Linked DNA regions of Homo sapiens: region 2 is linked to region 1. Evidence: chromatin contacts called from ENCODE Hi-C or POLR2A ChIA-PET data. All regions are on one chromosome and are shown on one strand. The core of a region is the stretch at or near the end of the contact, and the rest is flanking DNA. Distances in the headings are between cores, read along the strand shown. Region 1 holds the start of SAFB2 (scaffold attachment factor B2). Region 2 overlaps TICAM1 (TIR domain containing adaptor molecule 1).

Evidence for each region. Hi-C counts contacts between places; a loop is a spot of excess contacts on that map. ChIA-PET counts read pairs that join two places held with the same protein, here RNA polymerase II (POLR2A). Pooled maps may share reads with other maps.
Region 2: a loop to region 1 is called in a pooled map, with 7 times the contacts of the local background. The contact joins the enhancer-like site here to the promoter of SAFB2 in region 1. A Hi-C loop is called at or near these places in 8 of 50 pooled maps. POLR2A ChIA-PET finds 5 or more read pairs at or near these places in 4 of 52 experiments (CD8-positive, alpha-beta memory T cell, HEK293, K562 and 1 more).

What each region holds. Positions count from the first base shown.
Region 1 is chr19:5,620,980-5,624,889 of GRCh38, forward strand. SAFB2 (scaffold attachment factor B2) reads right to left here and starts at 1,797. Exons shown (of 21, transcript NM_014649.3): 1 at 1,551-1,797; 2 at 330-417. The coding sequence starts at 1,736. SAFB (scaffold attachment factor B) reads left to right here and starts at 2,104. Exons shown (of 21, transcript NM_001201338.2): 1 at 2,104-2,415. The coding sequence starts at 2,227. RefSeq lists silencers at 197-417, 1,422-1,541, 2,512-2,561 and enhancers at 336-1,068, 1,542-1,881, 1,802-2,534, 2,535-3,266.
Region 2 is chr19:4,814,047-4,817,595 of GRCh38, forward strand. TICAM1 (TIR domain containing adaptor molecule 1) reads right to left here. Exons shown (of 2, transcript NM_182919.4): 2 at 1,886-3,549. The coding sequence ends at 2,193. Among named protein-coding and RNA genes, the nearest start is that of TICAM1, 16 kb to the right of the region's middle. RefSeq lists an enhancer at 1,807-1,936. Within about 2 kb of position 1,376, at least 13 of the 41 ENCODE cell types and tissues checked have a DNase peak (open chromatin) inside an H3K27ac peak, as active enhancers do.

The DNA of each region.
Region 1 (3,910 bases), core at 547-3,046:
AGGAAGCCAAGTAGGTACATTTGGTTCCTCAGACCCGTAGAAGTAGCTTTAAGAGCTTGTCTTTCTCTAGTTGACTTTTAATCCCAATGGCAGAAGCTGAAACGTTTTTCGTATATTTTAATTGCACTTGGCACCTGTACATCTCTTTCCTCCTCCCTGTGCCCTTGACAGAGCTACCTGTTAGGTGGTGACGAGCAAAGCTAACTCTTAGTGGAGGGACACCGAGTACCAGAGAAATTCTCCCAGCCTAGAAGGCGGGAAGAGCACACTACACACCATTTCTCTAAATTCTCTGAACACTCAAGCCCCAAGCAGCATATGTACAATACCTTTAACACATCTCTTGGCTGACTTCTTGCTGGTGGCTTCTAACTCGATGCCAATTTCATCAGGATCTTGCCCCTCTTCTTTAACCGCCTATTAGGGAGAGATGAGTTTTACAACATCATTAAGAGCTGCAGGGCACACACTGTTCCTTACAAGTAACAACCTCCCATGAAACAAAGGCAAACCCGTCCTTGCAAAGAGCAACTCCGGGTCAGCTATCTGGGCCGCAAGCCCAAAAGGCGGAGGAGGAACCCCGCACAACTTGGGTCTCTCTGGGTCCAAATGACAAAGGAGAGGGAGGCTGTGAGCAGGAGCTCCAGAATTGGGGTCAAGGACCAGTTCCAAAATGGCAACTCAACTCGACAATGCCAAACCTTCGACTTTAAAGTTATATGATGGGACAAATTAGAACAGAGAGGCTGCACTTGGCCCGGCCTCGGTGAAGGGCTGGCCACCGCTGGTGAGGAGGAACAGCAGCCAGCCTGGGGAGATTCAACAGGTCCCTCAGTGCCTGCCACCTGCCGGGTCCAGGACTGGGTACCCACAAGCTCCCTCCCTATGCTCAAGTTGTTTGTTCCAGTTGCGGAAACAGACAATTCCCAACCCCTTAATATTTTGCATTTAGCCCCTGCTTTCAGCGAGGTGCGACACAAACGCAGGATGAGCTGGCAAGGAGGTGGGGCAGCGCATTAGGAAGGGCGCTCAGGAAGGTGATGTCTCAGGCAGACCCAAAATGACAACAAGGGGCCGGCCACGAGAAGATCTGGGGGACCCGGGTGGACAGCTTCGTAAAGGCCAAAGCCCTGGGGCAAGAACAAGCACCGCCCCCTTTCCTGTAAATGCTCTGGAGTCCGCCAGACACCCATTCTCCGGAGGAGGAAACTGAGGCACAGAGAGAAAGGCACCTGCCCAAGGTCACAGAGCCAAGGCTCGATCGGGAGCCCCAGGAGGGGTCCCGGGGCCACCCTGGTAGCGGAGAAGACCGCACGCTGAGCGCGCTTGAGGAGAAAAGGTGGAAAGAGGATAGGAAGGGAGGCACAGAGAGGAGCGGTGACGGGCCAAGGTCACACAGCCGGCCCCCTGGGTGCCCGACACCTCGAACCGGGGTCGGCCAAGACGCGGGGCGAACCCAGGGCGCCCCGGGTCCGGGAGCCGCGGTGACAGGTGCAGGCGGGGGCGTGCCCGGGCCTCCTGCGCCACCCCCGAGCCCCGCGCCGCCTCACCTTCTTGAGCCGCTCCATCAGGACGCTCTTGTTGCCGCCCGTGTCCAGGTTCCGCTTCTTCAGCTCCGCCCGCAGATCGATCACCCGCAGCTCGCTGAGCCGCCTCGTCCCAGTCTCCGCAACGCCCGGGCCGAGAGAAGCCGTGCCAGGGCCCGAGTCGCCCGACCCGGGCAGAGTCTCCGCCATCGTCGCGTTCCCGTCTTCGCCACCGACTCAGTCGCACACCGCCGGCAGCTATAGCGGCTCTGAACACAAAATGGCGCCGCCTAAGAGGAAAACGCACTCGTTTCCTCCCGCCCCGCTTTGCGGCCGCGCACGCGCACGCGCACCGCCCCCACTAGCGTACTTAGCAGCAAGGACGCTCGCGCGTCCACCAACCGCGGGTTCCCCGGCACAACGCGCAAGCGCTGAATCTGCAGCTCGCATGCGTCCCGGCAGTTCCCGGCGGGAGGCTGACGAGACGCAACGCGTCTGCGCACATCCCCGCGTTGTTCTCACTGCGCATGTGCAGTTGCAACCGGGATACTAGAACCTACGCTTGGTGCGCCTGCGCAGAAGCGAGGCGCGCTGGGGCGACTGGAGCGGTTCCCTCGCAGGCGGCGCCATTTTGTGCTAGGAGCCTGATAAAACCGGCCCGGTTCTGTGGAAAGTGGGCGGCGGAGCCAGGGTCCCTGGAATGGCGGAGACTCTGTCAGGCCTAGGTGATTCTGGAGCGGCGGGCGCGGCGGCTCTGAGCTCCGCCTCGTCAGAGACCGGGACGCGGCGCCTCAGCGACCTGCGAGTGATCGATCTGCGGGCGGAGCTGAGGAAACGGAATGTGGACTCGAGCGGCAACAAGAGCGTTTTGATGGAGCGGCTGAAGAAGGTGGATTTGGGGCCCCGAGGGCGGGCACAGGGTGGGTCTGGGGTCCTCTTGGCCGCGACGGTGGCTCGCGGGCCCTGGCGTCCGCCCCCGGCCGCGTTCGCGGCCTCGCCGGACCTGGCGCTCTCGCGTCCCCCGGCTCCTCCGAGGCCCCGGAGAGAGTTCCTTGGCCGGCTGGGCCTGGGTTCAAATCCTAACGCCGCAATGGGGCCAGGAGAACCACAAAAACGGCACGCGTGCAGGAGAAACGGTGACGGGTGACATCGTCCACTGAGAGGAGGGTTCTCCCCTCGTCTCGTCCCCTCCTCCGTACCTGGAGGGGAGACCCTGAAACCCTCACTTCCCAGGCGAGGGGAAGGGACTCGGCCAAGGTCACACGGCCGAGGACGGGCAGCGTCGGGATTTGAACCCAGGCCCTGGGATTCCTGATTCGGCTGCTTGGTTTCCCCAGGGAAGATGCTTTGTGACCCACAGGGGACCGACCAGCCTGAATCGGGGCTGATTTACAAAGGAAACACCCGTAGGACATACTCAAAGGGAAAAATAGAAAAAAACCCACCACAATCCAGTTTTCACGGTTTGCCGGTACTCGCTCGGTGAAGTAACGTGGCAGGAAGGAAAAGTGGTGTTGACGGTAGTGATCAGAAATGTGAAATGAGGGGAGACCCCGGGTGGACTTTAAAACCAGCCTCAGAACTGCCCGGGAGGCGGGCAGAGCCTGGGCTCCCCCAGCTCCGTCAGTCTCTCTGGACTTGGGGACCCTGCCAGCTCTCGGTGGCCTGATCTTGGGCATAGGAGACCTTGAACCCCTTCTGAGTCCTCTTTTCTATTCTTTTTTTTTTTTTTTCTCCTGTAAGAAGCAAAAAAGCAATAGGACTTTGATTTGGGGATTAAATAAGTTTGCGTGGAGCAGGCTTGGCGTGCTGCCTGGCGCATGTAAACACTCGGTGTGTGGTTGCCATCACGATTCGCTTTTCCTCTCTGTGCCACCACGAGTCCTCATTTGCAGATCGGGGGCTCTAACGCCTCCCTTGGGGGATTCAAAGGGATCCCTAGGAAAAGCAGAGAGGCAAGTAAAGGTTAGCCACCTGCGGTTTCCTTATTCCTGTAGCTTTTTTTCTCTGCCTTTTTTCCACCTGGCTACTCTGGGACCTCTCCCCTGTAGTTGCTCCGCCTGGCCGCCCACCCCCCAGCCCCTGCAGGCAGTGGGGCTGTTGACACATCCCACCATCCTGACTCCGGAACTACGGAGATCACAGGGCTTTATTATTAATTGGTGATGAGAAGAAGTAGGGATTTTTTTTTTTTTTTTTTTCCTGATGAGAAACCCTGGGCTCAAGGGTGGATAGTTGTCTCGGCCAGAGTCACATGGGCCTTTTAAAAGCTCAAGCTTGTGTTTCTTTTCACTATGGATTCTCTTTACTCAGATAAGGCAGGAAGCCCACTGATCTACATATTTACCCAGAGAAAATGCAGAGAGTGGAGATTGGCGGCTGGT
Region 2 (3,549 bases), core at 126-2,625, 810 kb before region 1:
TTGCTCTGTTGCCCAGGCTGGAGTGCAGTGGCGCAATCTCAGTTCACTGCAATCTCCGCCTCCCAGGTTCAAGCGATTCTCCTGCCTCAGCCTCACAAGTAGCTGAGACTACAGGTGTGTGCCCCATGCCCAGCTGGTTTTTCTATTTTTAGTAGAGACAGGGTTTCATCATGTTGGCCAGGCTGGTCTCGAACTCCTGACCTCAAGTGATCCGCCTGCCTTGGCCTCCAAAAGTGCTGGGATAACAGATGTGAGCCACCATGCCTGGCCTATTTATTTATTTATTTTTTAAAAAGAGTTGGATGTCTTATTCAGTTGATAAATAAATAAATACATACATAAATAAGAAAGATGCGGCTGGGTGTGGTGGCTTACGCCTGTAATCCCAGCACTTTAGGAGCCCAAGGCAGGTGGATCACCTGAGGTCAGGAGTTTCAGACCAGCGTGGCCAACATGGCGAAACCCCATCTCTACTAAAAATACAAAAATTAGCCGGGTGTGGTGGCGAGCTCCTGTAATCCCAGCTACTCGGGAGGCTGAGGCAGGAGAATAGCTTGAACCCGAGAGGTGGAGGTTACAGTGAGCTGAGCTCTCTTCACTGCACTCCATCCTGGGTGAGAGAGCCAGACTCCATCTCAGGAAAAAAAAAAAATAGAGATGGGGTTTCATTATGTTGCCCAAGCTGGTCTTGAATTCCTGGCCTCAAGCAACCCTCCCACTTCAACCTCCCAAAGTTCTGGGATTAATTACAGATGTGAGCCACCACAGCACCCAGTCTTGTTTATGTATTTAGACACTCCAGAATCAATACATGTTAAGTGTCCAACAAACCTTGGCTCCATTCTTATTCTTAGAAGGTCTGTCACCCTGAAAAATATTAATCCCTTCCATGTGGGTCCCCATACTTAATGAGTGCTGCACCTGCTACCCAGGTATGGTGTACCTGATATGTGGTTCTGCATATGATCCGCTGAGGCCTTGAAACAACAGCCTCCACAGACCCATTTCTCAGATGAAAAAGCAGAGGCTCCGACAGGGGAGGCACTTGCCAAATGTCACACAGTGGCATCGGAGTCCAACCTTGGTGGGGGCATCAAAGGCAGACCCCAAAGAAAAAGGAAGGGCTGCAGCAAAAACTGCTAAATGTCCCCCAATGGCATTCATTCAAATTCATGCATTTATTCACTCATCCATTCATTCACTCACTCATTCATTCATTCACTCATCCTTTCACTCACTCATCCATTCACTCATTCATTCACTCACTCGTTCATTCATTCACTCATTCATTCACTCACTCGTTCATTCATTCACTCATTCATTCACTCGTTCATTCTTTCACTCATTCATTCACTGACTCGTTCATTTATTCACTCACTCATTCACTCATTCATTCATTCACTCACTCGCTCACTCATTCATTCATTCATTCATTCATTCATTCATAGCTCACTGCAGCCTTCGGCTCCTGGGCTCAAGCAATCCTCCCACCTCAGCCTCCTGAGTACCTGAGACTACAGGCGTGCACCACCACGCCCAGCTAACTTTTGTATTTTTGAAGAGACGCGGTCTCACCATGCTGCCCAGGCTGCACCCTCCCCGCCCTCAACAATATCTTTTCCCTCCACCTTTCCTGGTATTAGAACCCCGACTCGGGAGGCACACGGCCGTTCAGAAAGGACTACATTTCCCAGGGTTCCTTGCGGCAGGAGCAGGGCCATGTGATTATATTCTGGCCAATGGGATGAGGGCAAAGGCCGGTCTATGCCCTCCAAGAAGAGGCGTGCACTTCCCGCTTCCTGTTCCCTTTTGCGGGAGCGGGAGCCACGTGTTTTATAACAAATAGCCAGGCAGAAGGTGTCCCAGAAGACAATGGCGCTGCGGAAGCATTCAATAAATATTTATTATAATTAAAAGACCGTAGCAATACCCCCACCACCAAGACCCTTCACCCAGAAATAGAGAGATTGGAATTGTAAACACCGTATCCAGTTCTGACCACCCTGAAAGCCAGGGCATCATCGCGCCCGTTTTGTCCTAAATGAAGGGCTCCCGGACAATGTCCTGAAAGTGGCAGATGACCTCATCTTCCACTGTCCACAGGGCACAGGGCAGACCGGGGTGCTCTATGGGGTCCTGGCCGATGCCTGGGTCCAGGGGTGTTCCCCAGGTGGTCAGGCAAGGACACGCGGTCATTCTGCCTCCTGCGTCTTGTCCTCGGGCGCCTGGGACCCTCTCTGGTTCCACATGTGGTTGTTCAGCCCCAGCTGTACCATCTGTGCGTGGTGGATAATGAGGGGTTGCAGCCCTGGGCTCTGAGGGGGTGCGGGTGAGGCCGTAGGGAAGGCTGGGGACTGCGGGAAGGGCAGTGACTGTGGAAAGGCTGCTGGCTGTGGGGAGGGCGGTGGGGGGGTGCCAGCCTGCCATGCGTGCAGGGGTGGCGGCTGCGGGCACCCCGGCCAAGTGGGAAAGGGTGGCGGGGCTCCCAGGGGCACCTGGCCCCCAAAGGGCATTCGAGCCCCATAGGGCGCCCCAGTCCCAAATGACATGTGGCTCCCAAAAGCCACCTGGAGCTGCTCCATCTGTGCCTGGTAGGACAAGTAGCTCTGGAGGTAGGCTGAGTAGGCTGCGTTCAGTGCCGCCGCCTGCATCCGCTCACCGTCCAGGTGTTGGCTCTGTTCCCGCAGGGCTCGGGTGTCCTGTTCCTTCCTCCACATGGCCTTTCGGGCCTGAAGCCTGTGGGGCTTGAAGGTGTTGGCCACCTTCCTGGCGAAGATCTGGGAGTGTTCGTCCAGCCGCACCAGCCCGGAGAGCAGGCTGGCCGTGTCGGAGCTGAGCTGGGCCGGGGAGCTCTCCAGGGGCAGGAAGGGGATGACACAGTCTGGCGACCCCTGTCGCGTGAGGTTGCTCATCATGGCTTGGTTCACCTGGTGCAGGCTCAGGCGACAGTCGAAGTTGGAGGTGAGAAGTAGGATGATGAAAGCTGAGTGGTCTATGGCGTCCTGCAGGCAGCTCAGCTCCCCGCGCCCCGGCACCTGGAAATCCTCGCAGAAGGTGGCCCCGTCGGGCACGCCAAGGGCCTCCAGCTTCTCCCGAACCCGCAGGGCGATGTGTTCGTCTGCCCTGGCGTGGAGGATCACAAAGTTATAGAATTTCTGTTCCGATGATGATTCCAGGGAGGAAGGGAACAGGGAGGAGGGGGTCAGGTGAGCTGAACAAGGAGTAGATGAAGGAGGAGGAGGAGGAGGAGGAGGGGATGTTTCTGGGGTGGTGGGAGTAGGTGGGCACGGCTTGGTATTTGGAGAGGTGGTATCTTCTACAGAAAGTTGGAGTGGCGTCTGGTCTTTGACAGAGCAGGGGTTTTTGACCGGCTCCAGAATAGGCAAGGGGAGAGACTGGGGGCCTGCAGACCCCTCGGTGCACTCCACTGGGTAGTTGGTGCTGGTTTCTGGAGCTGCGGGGGTATCAGGGAGGCCAGTGGAGGTTGCATCTGGGGCCACTTCGGGAAGCCCAGGAGGTGGGCTGCTTGGCAGCTCTGGTGGGCTGGCA